Linked DNA regions of Mus musculus: all the other regions are linked to region 1. A link is a loop called in an ENCODE intact Hi-C map of the cell type or tissue named here. Cell type or tissue: heart. All regions are shown on one strand.

What was found. Peaks named below come from ENCODE experiments on the same cell type or tissue, not always from the same donor. Only the 100,000 strongest peaks of a DNase experiment are listed, where the experiment ranks them.
Region 2: a loop joins it to region 1, with 2.6 times the contacts of the local background. A loop is called at or near these places in 2 of 42 quality-filtered maps.
Region 3: a loop joins it to region 1, with 2.5 times the contacts of the local background. A loop is called at or near these places in 3 of 42 quality-filtered maps.

Annotation. Positions count from the first base shown.
Region 1 is chr2:180,980,403-180,988,402 of GRCm38, reverse strand. It overlaps Arfgap1 (ADP-ribosylation factor GTPase activating protein 1), which reads right to left. Exons shown (of 14, transcript NM_145760.3): 13 at 7,929-8,000; 14 at 5,879-7,366. The coding sequence ends at 7,033. It overlaps Col20a1 (collagen, type XX, alpha 1), which reads right to left and starts at 1,868. Exons shown (of 36, transcript NM_028518.1): 1 at 1,790-1,868. The coding sequence starts at 1,868. In heart, no CTCF peak of the experiment used is centred here; no DNase peak of the experiment used is centred here; H3K27ac peaks cover 737 bases.
Region 2 is chr2:181,350,878-181,358,877 of GRCm38, reverse strand. It overlaps Rtel1 (regulator of telomere elongation helicase 1), which reads right to left. Exons shown (of 34, transcript NM_001001882.3): 23 at 7,705-7,851; 24 at 7,511-7,626; 25 at 7,179-7,302; 26 at 6,925-7,075; 27 at 6,698-6,837; 28 at 6,030-6,125; 29 at 4,703-4,901; 30 at 4,436-4,525; 31 at 3,753-3,869; 32 at 3,326-3,568; 33 at 3,066-3,227; 34 at 2,262-2,954. The coding sequence ends at 2,788. Arfrp1 (ADP-ribosylation factor related protein 1) reads left to right here. Exons shown (of 8, transcript NM_029702.4): 8 at 1-1,188. Among named protein-coding and RNA genes, the nearest start is that of Arfrp1, 11 kb to the left of the region's middle. In heart, no CTCF peak of the experiment used is centred here; no DNase peak of the experiment used is centred here.
Region 3 is chr2:181,339,938-181,347,937 of GRCm38, reverse strand. Rtel1 (regulator of telomere elongation helicase 1) reads right to left here. Exons shown (of 34, transcript NM_001001882.3): 13 at 7,345-7,442; 14 at 6,358-6,413; 15 at 1,032-1,106; 16 at 844-925. Among named protein-coding and RNA genes, the nearest start is that of Arfrp1, 21 kb to the left of the region's middle. In heart, no CTCF peak of the experiment used is centred here; a DNase peak (open chromatin) is centred at 4,967.

The DNA.
Region 1 (8,000 bases):
GGATATCAGACTCTGAGGATGCCTGTGGGGGATTATCTTGGTTTTGTTAACTGACGTCAGCAATGTGGAGAAACGCATTTTAATTGTAGATGGGGCTATTCCCTCGGCAGGGGCTATAAGAAACTAGGGTAGTGAGTTGAGCACTATCGTTCACTCCGTTTTGCTTTCTGATGGTAGATTTGGTGTGACTGGTGCACCTTGGCTTCCCTGCCATGAATATTATACCCTGACCCATGAACTAAAGTAACCCCTTTCCCCATAAGTTGCTTTTATCCACATTTTGCCACAAAGGGAAAAGAAACAAAGACAGGGCAATCCTGTCATGAAGGAGGGGGAACCCATGGTCAATGGGGGGGCGGAGGGACCATAGGGCCTGTGCTGACCCCCCAAGAAGCTTCCGGACTCTGTTGCAGAAGCTATTTTTGGAAAATGGGGACAGAGGCCTCTTCTAGACTCCTCACCATGTGCTGGGGCACAGAGAGATAGGCAAAGACTGAGAGTGCCTGGGATAGACACAATGACCCATTCAGAATGAACTCTTTCCGGATGGGCTCGGCCGCTCTGACCGTGACCTATTGAAAGGCAGGAATGTGTCAGGATGAGGTGGGGGTTCTGAAAGGCCAGCTGTGAGCATGGGTCCCCACTCTTGCCCATAAAGAGCCTTCTGTTTTTTTTCCCCCTCAGTGTGTTAGGAGCTTTTAGAACTATCTCAGACAGTACAGGCACATGTTCCCCTCCCTAACCTCAGCTCACCTCTCAGCTGGTCTCTGAGGCCCCAGCCCATCCCAGCCATGCATGGGCAGCCTGTCATGCTGAGACCTGAGCTGGGGGAACAGGATTTGTGGGTCTTACAGAATCACTCTAAGTTGTTCATACAGCAAAGCCTTCCTTCCAATTGAAACCTCAGCCTATGAGCCCCACCTTGGGGTTCCACTGTCTGAACAAAGGGAGCTGAAGGACTCTGTCATGTGGAAGTCACCCCCTTGGATAAGAGGACAGGCTGGGAAATGAAGTCTGATGGGTTCCAGGCAAACACTGAGTTGGAACCACCAACAGTGCTGTGGATAGTAGTGGTAGGAAGATATGTTTTTAACTTGGATGAGAAACAGATCCAGACCAGTCAGGTATCATGAGGAATATACTATATTGTTCCTGGGAGCTAGATGTAGTCATGAGTGTGAAGGCTATGGGCACACAGAAACATGCCTTCCAGGGACCCACCTGAGCCAGCAGCTCCACAGGAAGGAGTCTGCAACACAGATCCTCCCCAAGTCCTGTGCACATCCCTTGGAGGTCATAGAAATACTACGAGAGACTTTCCCAGGGGGAGCCTGCCTGGAATAGCCAAATAGGAAGGGACCAGATGGAAACTCTTGCCCCAAGACATGTACAGAGAAGAGAGATAAACTACCCTTCTAAGACAGAGTAGGAAGGCTTTTTTCCTTGGGAGTGAAGAGGCAGGAATATTGATCTCTATTAAGCCATGTGTGTAGTATATGAAACCAGATTGAAAATTTTACAGAATAACTATGCAAGGCATAGATAAAGGATCAAATTTGGAGAATGCCAGTAATCTTGAAATAACTTAGGCAAAAAAAGCCTCCCTAAGCAAGGCTGAAGTACCACAAGGTCAAGGCAAGAGGGAGGGTTCTCTTCTCTGCTCTACCAGCTTGCCTGTTGCTAGAACAGCTCTCAGGCTGGCATTTACTACAGGAAAATGCCTGTGATGGCAAGTCAGAGGCTTGTAGCAGAGTTCCTCTTGCAGGCAGTGGGGGCATTGCCTCCTTACCTTGTCCCTGCCCCAGTGCCAACGTGGTGCCCAAGAACATCCAGAGGCAGAAGTGTTGGTAGGAGCCTTGGAGGCTCATACTGCACAGCCTGTGGGAGGAGAGGTCAAAGCCCTTCACCACTTAAGGAACTGTCTTACCCGCCTCCCTGACAAGAAAGCTTGTTCTGCATCCATTCCCATGGACCAGCAGGATGTCCCTACAGACATAAGTGAAGCCCAGAGGCCTACAACTTGTCATTATGGAGATGTTGATGAAGACTGAAGCCATACTAAGGCATCCCACTGAACAAAGGACCCTCAGCTACAAAATCTCCTAGTGTGCTCAAGTACCCTCTGCAGGGAGCCAATTCTCCCTGAATGGGGGAGCACTGCCCATGCCCCTTCTGGTATTCACACCCACAATCGATAGACACAGTGGGGATCACCAGAGTAACAAAACCGTGAGGCCCCAGCAGCCCCACATGGTGTCTGAGATTGGTTTGGATAGATTCATACCATCAAGGTCATCACATTCGGTGGCTTGCTCTCAAGCAGAAGGGACATGTGAGGCCAAATTCTGATTATAGCAGAAGTAGGCACAGTAGGGATGAAAAGTATTGGGGAACCCTTGAGTCCTCTCTGAAGTTGGGAGATAATGCTTGAAAGAGAGGCCAATAGGGTAGAGTCCACCACCTCAGGGTAGCACTTTGGAGGTGGGAACACAAGCATGACCCAGCCTGGAATTCGTGAGCCCGAGGAACCCAGGATCCCCACCCCAGCCCTGAACAAAGCACCTGCATTTCCTGTATACTCAAGGTTACCTCTGCAGAGAAGCCAGCTCTGTGAGCAGAGCCAAGGCCAGTAGGAAGGCTACAGGCTGATACACCCTAGAACAGTAGTTAACCTGGGAGTTGTGACCCCTTTGTGTGTGTTGGGGTAGGGGAAGGGACATCTAATGACCCTTTCATAGGGATTACCAAAGATTATTGGAAAACACAGATTTTTACATTATGATTCATAATAGTAGTAAAACCATAGTTATGAGGTAGCAACAAAAATAATTTCATGATTGAGGGTCACCACAACATGCGGAACTTTTTAAAGGGCCACAGCATTAGGAAAATTGAGGACCACTGCTCTAGAGTGTATATATGCACCCATCCAGAAGATTTAAACTAAGGTGTCAGTGCTATGGACCACTGCTCCATCTGCCTATGAAGTGCCACAGAAATGGCCCTGCCTTCTGGACTCACTCTGAAGCCAGACCCCTCCCTACTTCATGGCCAGGGTGGTCACAGCTGATGGACATAAGTTCCCCTCTGCTGCCCACCAGCCCTTTTTGTATGTCCTTAGTTCCAAGTGTCTTCTGAAACCCTCATAGGATCTGGAGAAGATGCTCAGGTCTCCAGGCTACACTTGAGTCCCTCAACTTGTGGGGCCTTATCACTTTTCCCAGTCTCTCCCCAGTGGATTCTCTGGTAAGCCCCCTCATGCACCCAGCCCCAGGGCCATAAATGAGTCACTAACCTCCTGCTCCAAGGATAGTGTTCCTCACTTTCCAATGCCTCTTGGTCTTGCTGTGACAAAGCTGGAACTTAGAAAAGGTTCCCTTCCCTGATGTCACCACTAGGCCCGCCCTAAAGTCTTTTCCCCTCCCTTTTATCTTCTGCTGCTTGGGGCTTGTTTTCAAGAATGAGATGGTGGTCCCAGCACAAAGGACCCATTTCACACTCTTCTGGGAATCCCACCAGGGGTAGTGGGGGACTGCAAGTCTGTCCCACAGAGAGGCTTCTTGAGAATAAAGGCCAGTGTGTGTAGCCCTGGGTGCTGGGCATTGAGAGCCTCTGACCAGCCTATTTGGGGGAAGGACCATTTAGACTACCAATCACTAGGGGCTGGGGCTGGGGTCTGCAACCTCCATTCCCTTCCTTCCTGTTCACACTAGAACTAGGAGCAGGCCCATGCCCACACTACTTACACCTTCCTGAGCTGCTCCTGCCTGTGTAGGTTGGGAAAGCTCTGCTCTCAATGAAGCTCTCGTGATCCATCTTGAAAACCCCACGGTCTCACCCTGTAACTCTCGGCAAGGTGGCCCAGTAGACCAGGCCAGGGATAAAAGGCCCCCTACTCCCACTTGAAGGCATGGCTCATGACCCAGCCACTCGGGTTCCCATGGGTCCAGTGCAGCGTCAGTTTGGTCTTCAATTACACATGGCCTCCAAACCATGATGTGAGATCTAGGGTCACAGTCCCTATAGATCCTCCCACAGTCAGATAAAGTTGTAATCTCTGAGTACATGCATCTGTGGCCGTAGCTCACAGGAATCTTGAAATACCTGTGTGTATCCACGCACAGCTCAGTACTCCTCTGTGCACTGTCTGTCTCAGGTGGACTACCCTGTACTTTCTACCTCCTGCTACCTAGAAATGCCCTGGCAGCCCGTGTACCAGCCCCGCGGTTCTGCTTTCCCTGTACCTAGCAATGGCATGTGTACACCCATCCCCACGCTCTGAGATCCACGTCATAACCCCCTGCAAACTAAGTCAGAACAGAGTGCCCTGGAGCCTGCTCACCTCCCTCCTGACCACAGCCTGACAGTAGGGGATACTAACATGGGAGTAACAATTTAAGTGGGCAAATGTGATGATGGGGGAGCAGACACTCAGGATATTGTCTTAATGGTTTCAAAGGAAAGGGGCTGACCTCTGTGTCTGGTCTGGCCATTTGGGGCAGGAAGTCTGGAGTGAAGCCTGACTTGAGACTGATAGAATCTTGCCTGCCCAGAATCCCTTGATGCTAAAACCCACACTTCAACAGCTGGCCAGAGGCCCACATCAATTTCAGCCAAACAAGCACTAACTCCACCCAGGACACTTGGTGGGAGACAGAGTTTGCCTGACCCATGCAGGCTGGAAAGGCTCAGGAAGGAGTAGTGTTATAGGCCTGCTCCTAGAAAATCCTGCCATTGCTAGGTACAGAGGAAGCAGACCGTTGGGCTGGTACAAGGGCTCCCAGGGCATTTCCAGGCAGCATAAGGTATCAGAACTCCTTGGTCCTTTAGTGCTGCCCACAGACAAACCCCTCTGCAGGCCACATACAGGAGGCTCCATACTATCCCACTGGACATCCCTGGGCCAAAGCCAGGATAGAAGACAAGAGGCCAAGCTATGACTTGCCCCAAGGATGTGGAGTCTCTGGAGATAAGCCTACCACCCAGGCCATGAACATGGCCCAGGAAAGGCTATCCACTCAAGCCACAGCCAAGAGCCACTCCAAGATACCACTCCTTTCTCACCTCCTAACTACATGACTAACCACAGACATCCAAGGCTGCTCAGCCTCTTGCCAGGTCACCTAGGCCGACAATGTCTGACTTAAGTCTAACCAGGCCTCCCTGAAGCCCAAGCTGTCCCTGCCATGTGTTTGTTTACATATATCCAAGGGAAGGGCTCTCCAGGCCTTATGTTTATAGAATATAGTCTGACAAGTTCCCTACATACAGGCTGCAAGCAGCAGACAAAGGCCATACCTAGAACCTTGCCCTGGGCTTTACTTATCCTGTCCTTTAAGGGATTAGAAACGTGGTATAGAGGGCTCTGGATTATGTTAAAAACAAGCCTCAAAACATGCAGCTCCTGTACTCAACATAGCACCAGAAACCTGTTTGTAGCTAGGGCTATTTGCCACTCCCAAATGACCTGAGGCAGGCAGCTTCCTGGACCAGAACCAATAGATTTCATTCCCCTTTTATCACCTTATGTCCACCAAATCAAGGACTCCTTCATTCTGGGGATATTCCAGTTTCAGTGAGGTTCTTCTTCCATGTTCAGACTTCCTTGACTCCTGACTTTCTGTGTACTCAACAACCCCAAGTCTCTGACCTATGATGTCATCTATCAGTGGTTACTCTATCAGGCACAAGTCCTGGGTATCTTCTCCCTTGCTTCCCTAGCTCGGAGATGTCCTGTTACATGACTACTGAGTAGTGTCATGTCCACTTGAGGACAAAGCAATCCCAGAGGATTCCCCAAACTTAAGCCCTACCAGTTCAGCAGAGAACCATGAATCCCCATGGGGGAGGCGGGGGGTGAAGCAAGCACTGGAAAATTAGGGCCCAGACAGCTCAACATTAGAAAGTAGGAGCAAACATGACAGACACACAAACCACAGAACTTCAGGTCATGCACTGCTGGTCAAACTGAGGGTCAGACAGGAGTGGGTTTAAGGAGACAGAGACCCCAGCTGGTCTCTCCAGCCACAGCACACAGCAGTCACGGAATCCTAGGAGGGGGCGGCTGTCACACCAACCACTGATAACACATGGGTCTCAACTGCAGTGTTCCACAAAATCCACATGGCGATAAGTGGGGAAGGACAGCTGCATGCTGAGGGAGACACAACCAAGTGTGCTCTGAGCAGCCTGAACAGGCTGGGAGAAGGCCTGGGCTGTCACAGACACAATGCATGGCAAATACTAACAGGTGCTCTGCCCGGATGGAGGGTCCCCATTAAGATGCTTGACCCTGGCAGTGGCAGTTGGCCCCTGAGCACCCCCTCCATGCTCAGGCTCCCCTGTACCAGGTGGGAGCGGCAGATACGTAGGAAATGCTCCCGGCCCCTTTACTCTCCTTTCCTCATTTCTGAGCTGTCCAGGGCTGGCCAAGTTCAAATCAGGTGTCCAAGGAGGACCAGAGCCCAGTCTGCTTTGTGTGGCCATCTGTGGAGAGTTTGTCCCATTTAACTGAGGGCTGGACAGGCTGATGCAGGAAAGGCGGAGGGTCACAAGGTGAGTTTCACAGCACAGGCCACACAGGCTGTGGACTTAGGTGAGGGTGTCGGTGGCAGTGTGAGCTCCAGTATTGCTTTTGTCATCTCATTTCCAGCTTTAAGGCTCCAGGCACTTTCTTCAAGAAGAAAGAACTAGCAGACCTTTCAAGTTTAAAAAGACATTTCAAGGAAAGCAGATGTCTGACTTGGCTGACATTGCACAGGGCTGCAGTCCCAGGCTGTGCTAGGGCTGCAGAGACAATGCCTGGGTCCCAAGAACCCAGAGTCCAGGAGGGCTGCTCAGAGGACCCAAGAGGCAGGTGGATGACACGTCCCCTGAGGTCTAAGAGAAAGCCACCCCACACCAGGCAGGCAGCACCAACTCAAGTCCTGCCTGAGCCACTGTCTTCACACTGAGGTCAAATGCAGGAGGAACAAGAAGGGCAAAGTGCAAACACAGCGGTCCCCAGCAGGGCTGGGCTAGGGTGCTAGGCTCCTACCAGTTCTGGTTGTCCCAGCCCTCATCAGCCGTGGATGGGGCTGCCTTCTTGGTGGCCTTTGCCCTGCCCTCCCCACTGGCTCCCTCCCAACTCTCCCAGCCATCGCTATTGCTGTTCTTGTTGTTGGATGCGGAACCTGAGCCCCAAACGTCCCAGCTGTCCGAGCTCCTCCTCCCTGTTGAAGCATCTGCACAGGTCCAGCTGTCACTGCTTGGGGACTTGGCCTTGGGGGGCTCAGCACTCCCAAAGGTCTCCCAGAAGCTCTGGTCTATGTTGCTGTTCTGAGAGTTGTCTCCACTGCTGTTCTGGTAGCTGTGGCCCTCTAAGGGTCTATCAAAAATTTTTGAGAAAGGACAAAATCTCAATAGTTGTCACAGAAAGATACTTGTGCTGTCTGTATTCCTCAAGCTGCCCAATCTGCTCAAGTCTCAGGGGCTCTCTAGAACAAGACCCACTCATTGCTTCAAATGCCCAGCCCACATTTGACCAAGGTGTAGCCAAATGCCTGTAACAGCTCTATGCTCTCTTCCTGGCTAGGAAGAAGCTGCTGCCTTTCCTGGTGCTTCTTAGCCACCCTTGCAGTCAGAGTAGCCCAGCAGGTGAAGGACCGAGACTTGGCCTTGTAAGGCTCCAACCAGGTACTGAGGACAAGCAGCTTCTTGGAAGGGAGGGATCGTCTCTTGCTACCTCATTCCCATCATCACTCAAACTGCAGCGTGTTTGCTAGGGTGCTAGGAAAGAGGAGCCCTGGTGGTGGGGGTGAGAGGGCAGTCACTGTGCCTCTAATAAAGAACTGGGTGTACCACACGGGGCAGAGGGTGACGGGCCAGGCCACCAGCTCTCTCTCAGGGAGCCCAAGGGACCCAGGGCCTGGGGTGAGGACGTGGACTACCTGTCTGAAGAGTCTTCGGCTTTCCCAGAGAAGAAAGTAGTGACATCACGCCATCCCTTACTGCCAACTCCC
Region 2 (8,000 bases), 370 kb before region 1:
CTGTGGGGATTACAGGTGGGCATCACACTGAGTTTTCTACTAGGTTCTGATACACTCTCAGAACAGGGTTCAGTAGACCTGCCTGGGAAGCCTAAGTTCCCTTATTAACTCATTCTCAGTCTGCTTTTATCTCCTAAGGAGAGAGCTGATCTTACTGGTGTGTGTTTCAGTACACCCATATACAGGTTGTGTGGTATCCCAAGGACACAGATTTCACTATATCTCCAGATGTGTGTGAGGTATATGTTCCATGTAAGGTGCAGGTTCCTGGGGAGGCAGCAGCTATGCTGGGACTGGCCATGCCCACTAGACCTACTGGGTTAAAATTTTCATCATGTGGTCAGGACAATGTTTAAAATAAAGGCTGCCTGTCTAACCATCCCTTCAATCAGTTAGATGGTGGTTCCCTATTGTCCAGGCTAGCAGTTATAGCCAGAACCTGCTCTTCTGGAGTACCTTCTGAGTAGGGTTCTCTTCAGGGAGGTTTGGAGTTGTGGCTAAGCCACCGGTTCAAGAAAAATCTAGTGGCTCCTTGTCCAAGTCAGGTCAACCTCCCCATGGGGGCCTGGGAGGGGCAATGGAGAAGTTAAAATCAGGAGGGGATAGATACTGATTCAAGGAACTGTCCTGCACATAGGTGTCTAGGAGCTTGGTTGAATCATTCCTAGAGGACCCTCCTGGGAATTAAGAGTAGGTTGCTTAAAAAATGGTCAAGCTAAGGGGATATCCTCTAGCAGAGGGTACAAGATATCACTGGTGTCTTTCTGGCCATCTTTACTCAGTTTTGTCAACACTGGAAAATAAGGGTTCCATGGGGTGACCCTTGGGACACCTTATGGTGGACAGGGAACAGATAGTCCTTCCTATGGGTGGTGGTCATCCTGGTGTGGAGCTTGCTGGCTTGGAAGCATAGTGGGATGAAAGCTTCCCACAACTTGAGAGTAATTGTTTTGCTGAAATGATTAGCTTTATAAAAAGTAAATATGAAGAAGTCTAAAGTTGGGGTGACATTGACTGCAAGCGTAGAATAAAGTCCTGTGTGCAGTAAAGAGTTAGCCAGTCACAAGGAAATCTGTACATAAGCACCTCTATAGCTGGGGCAGCCTACCCTTCATCAGCAACTGAAACAATTGTGGCAATGGTGCCTGGTCCTGAACTTCACTAAAGTTAGAGCACTCCTGTCAAAGCTACAACTATAAGGCTACAGGGCTTACAGTGTCACTGTTCTCCTGGTGCCTGCTGCAGCCAGCACAGCCCTTGAAAGGAAATATCCTGGGGTGTTACAAAGTCTGTGATGGTATGTTCCTATTCCTCAGTTCCTACTGAGGATGACAGGGATTGGTCAGTTTAAAGAGTTAAGGAGAGAGAAGTCCCTAAAAATTAGACATGGTAATGGGAAAAGCAGGAACAGAATGCCCATGGAAACAAGGGACATGGCCCTATTCAAAGAGCAGCTCCTGAGCCCCTTCATTATAAAAGGTAAAGAGGGCCTCTCAGAAACTGGGTTGCCTGCTTTTCAGCATCAAAAAGCAACATCGCCTTTAGGCTAACACATATGGGAGCTGCCTATCCAGGGCCTTGACCTTGTCCACAAGCTACAAATCTGTTGGTTGGTTCTCAGAGGAGGACCTGGACATGGTAAAAGCCAAGCCCAGGTGAGGGCCGAGCAATCCTAGTGAGGGTAGCACTGTCCCCACTGAGTATTCCAGCTGTTAGGGGCTTGATAAAGTGGGTGGAAGAGGCAGTGTCAGGGAATACTTGAGATCCCCCTACAATCCCAAGCTCCCGTAGTCTCACCACATGCAAGCACAAGGTGAGCAAAGCATACATTCTAGGCAGAAGCCTACGTGTGTTAAGTAGCCTAGGCAGCAGCAACAAGCGATTGTGGGTGGTGTGGTATGCTCATGCTCCCTGTGGATGAGCTGACACTGCAGTAGGAGCTGTGTTCTAGAGGGTTAAGCTACAGAATTGTGCATAGTTGGTGTGGGGACACAATGGTGTCTAGCTGATGAAAGGGGCAATACAGGGGATGGATGGAGGGAAGCTCCTTATTGGCTTAAAGCTAACTGGTATGGAGAATGCTGCAAGTCTGGAAAAGATCTTAACAGACCTTTATCCTCCCACATATTTTTTAAAAAAGGTGTCTTTCTGTAGCTTTGGCTGCCCTGGAACTACAGGAGATCCTGTTTTTGCAGGGATTGATAGTGTGCCACACTTGGCACTGCCATGACACACAGTTTAAGACCACAATACAGACACCATCCTGATAACTTAGTTTTATTGGACAGCCTACACCTTCAGTGGTACATGTGCAATGCCAATATAGGCTATTTGAGGTTTCAGAACTTCACAAGTAGATTCAGATCTCATTGGACAGCCAAGCATGAGACCTGCAGTGGGTTTAACCACATCAGGGCAAGCAAAGGGCTCCATCTGTCTTCACTGGGGCTTCGGCCAGATGACCTGTGTAATGCTCTGCTTCCTGTTAACAGCACCACAAGCCGGACACAGTCTAGAGGCCTGTGGAGATACCTGCTAGGCACTGAAGCTTGGCATTGCTCCCTTAGCCCCCACCACCTGGAGAGATGCCTGATGGGCTGGAGAGGGTTAGACCCCAACCTGGAGTTGAAGTTTCCAACAGGCCCAACAGCGGTAGAAGTCACAGGAGGGGCACTGGAAAAGCACTGTATCCTCAGTTGCACAGGCCGGGCATACAAATTCTGTTGCAGGAGGTCTAAGTGAGCACACTGTTCAGTGCCCTACCATAACCAACATTCACTGTAGCCCCTATTGCTTACTCCGATGAGGCTTCATAAGCTCATGGGGTAGTCTAGGAGGAAGTTGCATGGGCTTTGGGGTGGTATCATCAGACCTCACACTCTCATCTGGCCTCTGTCTAAAGAAGGATGAGATCTTACTCTGGGTCTTCTCAGGTTTCTTGGACATCGAGGGCCCTAAAGATAGCAACGAGTGCGAGAAACTTATGGGCTTCCTGTTAGCCCCCGGTGCAGTGGACTCAGGGTAACAAACAGGGCAAGGGTAGGAGTCTTCCAGTGGGCCCTCACCTGGTTTCAGGTCCTCATGGGTAAGCTCAGGAGGCACAGTTGGGCTCTCATCTCTGGGACCTTCGAGCTCCAAGTCCTTGCCTGTGGTAGGCAGGCCCATTAGGTCTGCACAGGTCTGTAGGAACTGAGGCTTATGATGCCGACGCACAAACATGCCAAATCCTGTGGGGAAACTTCTGCTCAAGCTCTGCACATACTTCTCACAGACAGCCTTCACCACCCTTCCCAGAACCTATGCCCTACACCCAAGGATTACATACTCTGTAGCAAGGGTAAGTGTTCAGGTTTTGCAGTGGTCAGTGCTGCCACCACAGCCACCACCTTGTCCAGGTCATCATCCTGTTTGTATGCCCTCAGAGCTGCCGTAAGCTGGTTGCAGCTTGCAGATCCCAGAGCCTTGTGGACATCAGATAGGTAGTCACTCACAGCAGGCTGGCCAGGTTTTTCTACTGCACATCCCACTTTTGTACAATGGCTGGTGTGTCCTGGTTTGGAAAAATGAGCTGGAAGGGTGAGAGGTGTGTAGTGGGTGTCAAATGGCTTGGGACGTTCCCCACCACCACTTCTTTCCAGGAATCTCTGTAGAGTCTGCTAGCTGCTCAGGACAAATAGATTTAAGAACCAAGCAGTCCAGCCTGCCTCTTCAAGGATTTTTAAGTCCACTGGGGGTTATTAGGAGCCAGGTACCTTTGGAGGTTGGATGGGCAGACAGGTGAGGCTGCCCCTGGTTCAGGTGCTGTCCAGGATCCAGCTGCCTGTCTACACCTTCAGACAAGGTCAGTTTAGACTCCAGCTCTCTCTTTCCTGAAGAGACATGCTCCTAAGATTAGGCCTTATAATCCTCACACAGGAAAGGGGACCCTGACATCAGACCCACCTGACTGTCTTAAGAGGGCCCAATGAGTCCTGCTCAGGGGCATACGTACCTACACCTCAATGAGTACTGAGCCCAAAGGGTAAGTTTTCCCTCTGCCATGCCTGCGTGCATCAAGCACTGGAACAAGTACTGCTCTGTGGATAAATAAATCCCCTCTCCCACACCTGCCCTCCATAAAGCACTGCAGCAGTAGAGGGGCCAGCTCAGCTGCTCAGGCAGGAGAGAAGTAGGACAGGTGCCAAGCCTCTAGCATGAATTCCCTAGGGGAGGTCTCTTGGATGCCTAAAAGTTCAACAAAAAGTGCTACCCTTTGCAGACAGAATCTGGGAGAATATTGGTTAAAGTAGCTAAGCAAGAGCCCAGGGATGCCTACTAAGCCCATTTCCAGTGTAAACTGCCCTTCAAGTCTGAGGTTAAGCGTCTAGCCTGGGACCTTGCTCACTGGTAAAGTCCACAGTTGACTGTGCTTGCTCTCCAAAAGGAAAGTTGTTACCTGGCTGGTAGCCACATCGTTGGCCTGTTAGCTGGAAGCAGATGTCCTCAAACTGCTGCTTGTGGTGGGGTCGAACAAACTGGTAGAAACCTGTGGGAAGTAGTTGTCTGAGCCATATACTGTGACTGATGGACCAGACTCTGTGGACCATGGCCTACCTACTAGGCCTTTTCTCTGAGAATCAGAGTCAACCCTGGGCCCTATAAGAAGCCCCACCTCCACTGCTGTAGTGTTAACCTGATAGCAGAATTTTGAAAACCAGGGCACCTTTAAGCAGGGTGTGTTTCTTGGGGTCTTCAGCAAAGAGACAGGTGAGAGAGGCCACTAGGGCTTCAAAGTCATCAGAACTCTTATAGTGCTGCAGGGCCTGGGTAAAGGTGTCAAAGTTAGCTTGGCTCAGTGCTTGCTTCACAGCCACCATGAACATCTTGGCTCTGCCTGCCTGTGTGCCAGCCATTGGTTCCTCCTGGAAGAAATATGATCAAGAGCCCTATCAGAGCCAGCCCTTTCCTCCTTCCTTGGAGGCAGTACAGGGTTTTGGGTTCCAGGGCACAATGACTTGCCATTCAGGCTGCCTGTGAACCATCTACCAGGACAAAAAGTAGAGGGCTGCTAGAGAAACAAGGTCAAGGTCTGGTAATATGGTGACGCTCAGGCCTGTCTGAGATCATACCAAAAGCAGTCAGAAACCTATAGGGAACCTATATGGCCCCACAGCAGAGGACACTTCTCAACAGGCTGCACCCGTTTCTGTGCATCTCAGATCTATAAAGAATTATAGAAACCTGTGGGAAGTATTTGTCTGAGCCATATACTGTGACTAATGGGCCAGACTCTGTGGACCATGGCCTACCTACTAGGCCTTTTCTCTGGGAATCCCTGGGCCCAAGGCAGCTTGACTTAGGCAGCTCCTATCCGTACCATTTCTAGCCATCAGCAGGCTCAGGCCTCCACATCTAGTGTACTTCCAGATGCAACAGCCCTCCTGAACACTGTCTGAATCTTCTTACAAGCAGGACAAGGACAAAAGCCACCACACTTGGGGCTTTCCAGCACATAGGGGTTAATGGCTTAGGATGTAACTAAACGTTTCATCTGAGACTGAGAACACACTGTTCCTCCTTATATGGATAAATCAGTGCCCACACTCGGAAAGAGCCAGCACCAGGCCACTCTGCTAATCATGGTAGAGGGAACCACAACCAGTTATCAATCCCAAACCAAACAATCCTAAGTGTCAAGACAGATTCTAGCAGAAAAGAAAAGGTTTTCTGAGCAGAGTGAGTATGGCGGCACATGCCTGTAATCCCAGCAGTTGGGAAGTAAAGGCAGGGGATCAAGAGTTCAAAGTCATTCTTGATTACATACTAAGTTCAATGCCGGCCTTTTTATGATCCTGTCTCAAAACTAAAAAAAGGGGAGGTGGGATTGTCTTCTTAGAGAAGAATGGTGAACTGGAGGCCCCAGGTTATCAACATCAGAGCTGCTCAACTCTAGCCACACCCTTGTTTGGTTAGGGGCAATGGGCACCAGAGGTAAGATTCCCACATATGCCCACAAGCAGCTATCTTAGCTGCAAGGGACACTAACTTACCGGATGGTTGACCAGCCTGACTTTCTTCCTTCCTCCTTTTTGCTCAGTAGACAGCCTCTTCTCGCACCGGAGAGATGGGGTGGAGGAGCCCAGTGCCTGAGGGAAACACAGCTGTGGTCTCAACCCAAACCCAGAATTTCCAAAGCGCCTATGATATACTTTTGGGTTCCCAGGATCCTTGCCTGTATCCTGAATAGAGACTTGAAATGGATGCAGGGAAGGGTCAGGCTCTGACTCTGATGGCAACACTGATGTTCTGGACTTTGTATGTCATACCCCTTGGCCTTGTTTACAAGTAGCAGTGAGAAAGCCACACGAAGGACACATTTATGGTAACTGGTTGTCAGAGCAGGGATGGAGGGAAGGAGCTCCAAGACAGATCTAGGAACTTAAAGGCTTTTGGGCAAAGGGCATCTGAGGAAAAGGAACTCAAGACACCACTCATACAACACAGGCTGGGAGAAAGGCCAGCTTTGGGCATACCAGGGGTAGAAATGCTAAATTTTGAGTAGACTGCCAGACTGACCCACCAAAGAGACATGGTGGTGGCACTATGGGAGCCAGGGTCTGGGGATAAGGCATGGTACAGTGATGCTGAGTCTCACTTGCCCACCTATGTACTGGGAAGGGTCCATGTCCATGCCAGATACCCTCACCCCGCTTCACACCTGCTCCTCAGATGCCCCAGCCTTCTGCTCGTTGTATTCTAAGGCAGCTAGCAGTCCCATAGGTCTCTGCTGGGCAGAAAATGTCTGCTGCTCATACTCCCCACACAGGCTGCTCTCAGAGTCTCCAGCAGCTGGTAATCCTAAAGAAATATGTGTTGGCAGGAAAGCTTATCAGTAAGCAAGGATACTGCTTCTGTAATATGTGGTTTTTACCCAACCCCACACACCTATGGGCTTCTGCCTCAGGCTGGGCACATGCACATCCAAACTCATGGCTTTCCTGGTAGAGAGGGAGTAGCTGGACAATGTAGCATCCTTGAGAGCAATTTCTCCCTCACTCACACTTGAGGTCACAGCCTGAGGAACTGGCAAAGGCATCTGTAGAATCATAGGGTAAGGAGGCTTGCACTGCTCCCCAGAGAAAGGGATTCCAGCCCTTCTATGGGGACACAGGCAAGTCAACCGGGCATTTGGAGCTCACAGTTTTCTGAGCAACACGGAAGAACTGGGCCACATCTCGGATGACATGGCCAAAGTTGTCATACACCTTAAGGTAGGGGCGCACCCAGGAGGGCAGCTGGGCCCTGGCATCAGCATAGGCGAACCTGGAGGGTGAATGAGTGGCTGTCAGTTCAAGTCCTCTACTACAGAAACTAAGGGCCATCCCTGCCCTGCAGCCACTACATTCAAGCTTCAAAATGAAGGAGTAGTATCTGTTGGTAAGGCCAGAAAGGTAGCTATAGGCTTCCTACAGGGGAGGATTGTATCTAGAAAGGGAGAAGAAATGGGCATAGCCACAGTGTCTTCCTGTACCTGTGGTCACACAGGAAGATGGCCCCATAGTCATGGCGGTGTCGAATAACCCTCCCAATAGCCTGGTTCACAGCCCTGGATGCTTGCTGCTGGTACCATTCCTGCCCAGAGAGGCACTGGAAAGTAAAGAATTTTGGCCATTAGGGTCCTTGTTCCCCAAAGTTCCCTGCTTACCCAGCTCTGTGGTATCTCACCTGGCCTCCAACCCCACTCCGGCCTCTCATCTCATCCAAGAACTGCATCTTGAGGACAACACGGGGATCCATGCGTGGAGGATATGGGAGGCCCGTGACAATCACACCACGACCATTCATGTCTGAGAAGTCCAGCCCTTCGCTGGCCTAGAACGAAGAAACAGATTCTCCTCTCCCCTCTTGTCTTCTACCCAGGCTTGTGGTCTACCCATGCCCTAACTCTTTCAGCCACCTATCTCAGGTATTGCAGGAAAAGAGAAAGCTCCATCCTGAGGTCCACAGCTGTGCTCATGTCA
Region 3 (8,000 bases), 360 kb before region 1:
GCTGAGGCTAAATTCTACATAGGGTAGGTGGGGGAGACTGCAGTCAAGATCTCAATACTATAATACCAATGTAGAGAGTGCTCAAAGGCCCCTTACCATCTGCACAGCATCCCCAGTAGCATTGGTACCACTCTTAAGGTATAAGAAACAGCTGAACCCTAGAGAGTTTATGAGAGGTAGAAATTCACACCAAGCTCACTGTAAGCAATAGCGTCAGCTACCTGCTCTTCAGACATGACTCTAGTGCTATGGCACTGGCTAAGAGGATGAAAGCCATACAGGTCAAAGCTAAGGTGACTTAACCTAAAGAAGCACATCCTGAGCCGAGTGTGACAGTGCACACCTTCAAGCCTAGCAAGATCTCTGTGAGTCTGAGGCCAGCCTGGCCTACAGATCTAATTCCAGGCCAATAAGGGTTACGTAGTAAGATCTTGTCAAAACACAAAAACAAAAACAAACACACAAAATTAAAAATTTATATTTAAAAAGAAGTGTATTGAACCAGGTGTGTCAGAACCTAGGAGGCAGAGACAGGTAGATCTCTGAGTTCAAGGCCAGTTAGCCTACAGAGGGAGTTCTAGGACAGTCAGGGCTAAACAGAGAAACCCTATCTTGAAAAAACAAAATAATAATAATAATGACGATAATGATTAATAATAATATACCCTAAGTCAGGGAGGGGAGGCCTTGCAGAGCCTGGGTTCTGCCACTGCCCTAGTAGGTGTCTCTGGGTGGATAAAAGTGCTTCCTGTCTCTGGCTTTCAGTGGGCATGACTCCAGATGTGATGTTATTATTGTGCAAAGGTTGAGCAGGGTAGAGTTTCCTGCAGTGAAGATTTGTACCTTGTTTCCTGGATGCAGTGGTACTCCAGGCATCTGACCGCTTAGCTGCTCTCCGGTGGCTGGTTTCAGGGTGTATGTGTACCTGGAAGGACAAACATACACATGTGCCTGCCCAGGTCCTACAGCAACCCTGCCCCACTGGTCTGTGAAACCTTTAGACTTGCCCACATCCTGAAAGCTGCTCTCACCTTATAGGAATGTGAGATACCCAGCCCCACCAGAGAACCAGGGCTGCCTTCCGGAGGGTCCACGCTGAACACAATCTGAAAGGCACAGCAGCAGAGCAAAAGGAAAGGGAGCCTGGGTTGAGAACACATCTTCATAATGAGATGACAACTAAAGCCTCTTAGCCCAGCATCCAAGAGCCCGAGGCTACTTCATCCTTCTCTAAGTCAGCCCTCTACTGAGACAGATGCTCTCCACTTGTCTCACTTGGCCGAGGGGCAGTAGCTTACCCCTCATGTTCCTCTCTCTTGGGCCTCCCTCTCAGAGCCACCGGTGCAGCCAGGATGCAGCCTTACCGACTAACTCAGTTTACTCTTCCTTCAGTGCCTATTAGTGCTACTCTAGTAATTCAATATTTAAGATTGTGGCAAGGTTCTTTTTTTTTTTTTTAATGGTTTTTCGAGACAGGGTTTCTCTGTGTAGCTCTGGCTGTTCTGGAACTCACTTTGTAGACCAGGCTGGCTTTGAACTCAGAAATCCGCCTGTCTCTGCCTCCTGAGTGCTGGGATTAAAGGCGTGAGCCACCACGCCCAGCTGGCAAGGTTCTTAAAGTCTAGGAAAAGGCTAATCCCAAAATTCCACCTGACAGAGGAAATACCAAGACAGTCTATGAAAACAAAAAGGAGTTTATTCTAACTGAATCAGAGCTTACCGAAACCTTGACAGGTAAGTAGTAAAGCAATACAACAGCAGCAGCAGCAAGAGACTAGAGAATGAAAAGCCAGGTAAAAGCAGACACCTTAGCCCCTCCTAGGAAGGGGTGGTGGGTAGATGCTCAGCCCCTACACAAACCCACAAAACTCTACAGAAGACTTCAAGAACCAAAGGAAACCAGGTGTGCGTTAGGCAGCATGAGCCAACGCAACCAAGCCTCCAGAAGCAAGAAAACCTTTTACCTGAGCTACCAACAGGCAGAAAAGGTAGGCGGAAGATATGTCCATCATACAGGGTAAACACACAGGACTCACAAAGCCTCCAAACCAACAAGAAACACAAGGAAACACCACCATAACCACAGGGTAAAGAGTTAAATGAGATAACAGAAAGACAGGTTGGAAACAGGTGATTCTGACTTCCCTCAAGAGTTTCTCTTTGCATACATCTCCTGCCTCGCAAAGGTAGCTTGTCACCGCTTTTGGTCTTTCTTACCAGGCAGATCCTCTTTAACTGTGCTTCCCTGCTCATCTCCAACTAAACTGATAACCCCAAACTCTCATTCCAGGGTTCTGCTGTGATAGAAGTCCCTCACAGCGTGTGTGAAAGCCTCCAGGCACTGTGTTCCAGCTGGGTTGTGTGAGCATGGCACTGTGTTCTCGCAGGACTTTTCTGTGTCTGCCTAGACTTCTGGTCTTTTAGGACATCATCATCTGCTGCTGCCCTGAACCTCCTGAGCTGCCTTCATTGTTCTCATCCCCACCTGACACAACCTGGGAGAGGAAAGAGAAGTTGTCTGAACCACTCTTCCCTGGGCCTTGGCCTTGCATGAGTGTTTAGAAACACCCTCACATACCACGACCTAAACTGGCCATGTGAGGGATGAGCAGGGCTCCCTGATTTCATGAGAGTCATGTATTTCTCCAAGAATACACACAAAAAAAATTTTTTTTAATTTGCCCGGAGCGATGGCTCAGTGATTAAGAGCACTGATGCTCTTCCAGGGGTACTGAGTTCATCTCCAGCAACCACATGGTGGCTCATATACATCTGTAATAGGATCCAATGGCCTCTCCTGGTGTGTCTGAAGAGAGTGACAGCATGCTCACATATATAAAATAAATAAATCTTAAAAAAAAAAAAAACCTTACACTTAAAGAATAAAAGAAATCTCAGGGCCGGGAAGTGGTGGCGCACACCTTTAATCCCAGCACTTGGGAGGCAGAGGCAGGCAAATTTCTGAGTTCGAGGACAGTCTGGCCTACCAAGGGAGTTCCAAGACAGCCAGGGCTACACAGAGAAACCCTGTCTCAAACAAAACAAAAAAAACTCAGGGTGGGTGACTCATCACCTGGTCTTAAACATCAGACAGGTCTGTGGGAGACAGAAGGAAAATGAATCAATAAGAATTCCAGCCCGGCGGTGGTGGTGCACGCCTTTAATCCCAGCACTTGGGAGGCAGAGGCAGGTGGATTTCTTTTTTGTTTGTTTGGTTTTTGGGTTTTTTTTTTTTTTTTTGAGACAGGGTTTCTCTGTGTATCCCTGGCTGTCCTGGAACTCACTTTGTAGACCAGGCTGGCCTCGAACTCAGAGATCCACCTGCCTCTGGCTCCCAAGTGCTGGGATTAAAGGCGTGCACCACGACGCCCGGCCTGCAGGTGGATTTCTGACTTCGAGGCCAGCCTGGTCTACAAAGTGAGTTCCAGGACAGCCAGGGATACACAGAGAAACCCTGTCTTGAAAAAAAAATCAAAAACAAAAACAAAAAAAGAATTGAGGTAATGTTTAAATGTTTCAAAAGAAAATATAAAAATTCGAGCCGGGCGTGGTGGCGCACACCTTTAATCCCAGCACTTGGGAGGCAGAGGCAGGCGGATCTCTGAGTTCGAGGCCAGCCTGGTCTACAAAGTGAGTTCCAGGACAGCCAAGGCTACACAGAGAAACCCTGTCTCGAAAAAAACAAAAACAAAAACAAAAACAAAAGAATTCCAGCTGGGGGCTGACAAGATGGCTCAGCAGGTAAGAGTACTGACTGCTCTTCCAGAGGTCCTGAGTTCAAATCCCAACAACCACATGGTGGCTCACAACCACCCGTAATGAGATCTAATGAGATCTGACACCCTCTTCTGGTATGTGTAAAGACAGCAACAGTGTACTCATTTATAGTAATAAATAAATCTTTGGGGGGAAAAAAAAAGAATTCCAGCTGACTAAGAGACTAGTTCCCCCAACTTAGCAAAATGGTATGTGATAAGAGGAAAACCTGACTCTAGAGTGTGAGTACATTTACATATGCAGGTATATGTGAATGTGTGTAAGATGAATGCTCACTACATGTGTGACTGAGATGAGCAAAGGGGGCTGGGGGGGGGGGGGGGATTCCAATCTAGGAGCCACAAACTCTACTTCTGGCTGACCCTTCTCTGGCCTGACAAAATCTGACTGGCTAGTTGTTTTTCTGTGCACATTCCCACATCCTGACAAAAACTCTTGGCACCTTTGGTTATGCAAGAAGCAGCTGTGAGATAAGCAACTCACCAGTCATTTGTTCTGCTGCTGAGCAGCTTGCTAGCAAGGATCTAGCTCGCACAATACCAGAGTGGGGTAGGGAAGGTACTAGGAGCCTTTGGAGCACTTGCCAAAGAAATTGCAAACCACTGGGCAACAAAGTCTGGGTTCCAAAAGCATGGATAAGGAAAGTATCTCCTTTATAAACAGAGTAGAGAATAGTGTTCTGAGGAGGAGAGAGGTTGTCCTGCTCACTGGAGCCCTCTAGGTCTGGGAATAACAGTGCCTCCTCTGTCCCTGTAGTTGAGGATGAGCCCACATGGGAAGAGTAGAGTAGATTCTTGGAAGGTGTTTCTGATGAAAGGCCCTGCTGGTCAGCAGAAACCAATTTGCTTAGTAGGACCAAGGCTTCTTGCACTGGGGACAAAGCATACTCCATAATGGCTAAATGGCCCAGCTGTGGGTGGTACAGGGGCCCCAGACAACAAGAAGTCATAGACTCAATAGTCATGGATAGACCACCATCCTAGGAAGCAAGATGCCTACCTAATATGCCTCTGGAGAAGTTCATGTAGGAGGGAGCCAAGTCTGCCAGGACAATCGGGTGCCAAAACCTTCCTCATCCTACCAAACATCTGCAGTCTTTCAGTCAACTCTCCACTCATGGAGTGGAAGGCTGAGACTACTATGTTCCTTATCACAAAGCTGGCTGAGAGGGAGCAGGCCTGAGCTCATACCTTTCCTATCACATGTACACTTGGCCCCATGCCCTCATTGTGGCCCAGCTACATCATAATCAGACCCACGGAGGTCTCAAGCATTCACAGTCTGCCTCTCCAGTAAGAGGATTTGCTTCGTGATTACAAAACCAAGGCACTTTCTGCTCACTAGTCATAACCCCACGTGGTCCGGAGTTATAGCGTGGGTAGAAGCAAACTGGTGGCTTCACACAGCACCATAGATGAAGGGACTGGCTGTGCCTCAGTTTTTCTAAGGATCAACAGTTGTCATCCAGGAACATTAAAAAAAATAAAGAGGATCTCACTATGTAGCACAGATCTTACTATGCAGACCAGGCTGGGCTTGAATTCAGAGATCTGTCCACCTCTGCCTCCCAAGTGCTTGGTCTTAGAGGCAAGCATTACTATACCTGACCCCCAGCCAGGAATCTTAAGACGCACTATTAAAACTTAAGCAAGGTGGGGGTGTACTTGAAGGATGGCCCACCAGTTAAGAGCACTGACTGTTCTTTCAAATTTGATTCTTATCACTCATATGGTGGATCTGACCCTGTCTTCTGGGCCCCACAGGTACCAGGTACACATGTGCTAAACATACATGCATTCAAGCAAAAATACCCAGTAATATAAAAAATGATTAAAAAAAAAAAAAGGCAAAACCAAAAATACCAACAAAACAACAAACCTTAGAAAGGCTAAGCAAAGTCGAAGCTGCCCAGAGGCCTCACCACCAGGATCACCCTCAACTACCTGGTCAGGACGGCTGGCGCACTAGAGCAGAGAACATAGCTGCACTAAGACATATGTGTTCTATACCCGAGGACAACTGCATGTCACACAGACAAGAGAGAGATGACCCCAAAACAACACAGTGAGAAGCAGGAAGAGACCTGATGAGGTGAAAGGAGTCCAACTTTGTCTCTGACAGTGGCACCACAGCCATCCCTCCTATACCTCCTTCTATTTCGGATACACAGACCATGGCATTTTTAGGACCCATTTGCCTTTCCTTTGAGAAGATACTCAAGCCATTTGTCTCTAGATTTCTCCCAATCTAAATCTAGCTGGAGCTCCTATCAACAAGGAAGCCCTGCCCAGCCCCAAAGGGGAAAAATGAATTCCAAATAGCTCCTGACTTCACTCTTCACAGGATCTTGGTCTTAAAATACCACTCTGGATTTATCTGGCCACCAAATAGCCAAAAAAAAAAAAAAAGGCCAGATCTGCCCTCTGTTAACAACGCCCACTGAGGCCAACACTACATTCAGGTCAAAGTAAGATGCTTAGGGTTTTAGACATGTGATATGAGGACCTTTGTCCATTCCCTGAAGCCTCTGTTGTCACTTCCAGAAACAGAGACCCCCAACAGTTAAAAGCAGTCTCCTACCTGGATAATGTCCATAAGCTTCTGCAACCCAGCCGTGTTGGTGAACACACCAGTACCTGTGGAGCACACAGCAGAAGAGACGCTGAATCCCACATCGCCAGGAGCCATCACTGCCTCACTTAGCTCTGTCTCACGTCTGCTGAAGCAACCAGCCTACCCATAACCAATATCAGGGACAGGATGTGCTAAGGAAGCGCAGCTAGGGAAATCTCCCCTAAGGACTATAGACTTCCAAAACAATGATTTGGTCATTTAGTGAAATGATATGGGGGAAGGTGGCTGCTATCCTCAATGCACAGCATATAGCATTGCATGGGACAGTGCACATCTCACTGCCATCAACAGAGTAACAGCCCATAAGGACACTGCCCTTTGGAAACTTGATCTCCTAAACTCAGCAGAACTCAGGTATAGTAAGTAGCAAGAGGGAGAAGCCAGTGAGGCCCACATCTCACTAAGTCCAAAGTCGCTGACATTTCTCCCTAAAAGGGAACTAACTAGAAAATACTATAGTAAGAAACCACATGCAGCAAAGATGAAAAGAACATAATGGTTGGCCAAGTGTCACTACTGACCCTGTGTCTCAATCAGAAAGAGAAAGCCAGCTGGGCCCAGTGGCCACCCCTGAAATTTTAGCGCTCTAGAGACAAAGTCAAGAGGATCAAGATCAAAGCCAGCAAAAACCTGTCCCAGAAAACCAAGGGCTGGGGATGTGAATCAAACGACAGAGCAACCATGAGTGAGAGCCTTGGTTCACTCTTCAGTACCCCTCAGGGTTAGGGTGAGCATGAAACAAACATGAAGGGTAGGCTGGTGGGGGAGCTTTGTAGACTAGATTCCTGTTCATAAGGAAGGCATGATAGCAACCTGCTGACACTGATGGCCAAGTGCTGACTGCTGGACATGGAACAGTAAGTCCTGCTGTGATGTTCGTCTATATCAAAGCCATTAGCCCCTCATGCTCCATATGGGCAACCCGAGACTCACGGCCTGCCAGGTGCTGGATTATCTGGTCCAGTGATTCCAAAATGCAGCCTTTGGTTTGAAATGTTATTTGAGCTTCAGCAAACAGCTCGAAGATATAGCTGCCAAACAGAACAGAAACTTGAGACTGAGAGGATACAAGACTGTAGTTTCTGGGAACCTACAAGGAGTAACCTTTGAATTTCCTGCATGCAGAAATAATTGCTGAGTACTTCAAGGAGGTTAAAACTGGAAGTGAGAGGCTTCTCCCTGTAGTGGTTTCCTAGCAGGCAGAGGACAGTGGATTACTGTCATAAGAATCACTAACAAGGAAAAGACAGGTGTGTAGGCAAGGGACCACAATTAGGGGTGACCTGAATGCAGGTCCTGTGTGTTTGAAGGCAATAACTCTGGGTAGCAACTCTAAAAGCCTTGGAAAGAAATGGGGAGGGGGCAACAGAAGCCGCAGGAAGAGGGGAGGCTTTGGCAGGGCCTTCAGGTATAAGTAAAGAAGGCCAAACAAGCACACCAGAGCCCAGGTCAGACTGGTAGATCTGGATTATTTGGTAGTAACCTGGAATACCTGTAAAGGTTAGAACTCAGGGGAACAAAACAGTTCAGAGAGAAGGCAAGTAGCCCAAGACACCCCCCCGCGCCCCCCACACACACTGCTTTATCTT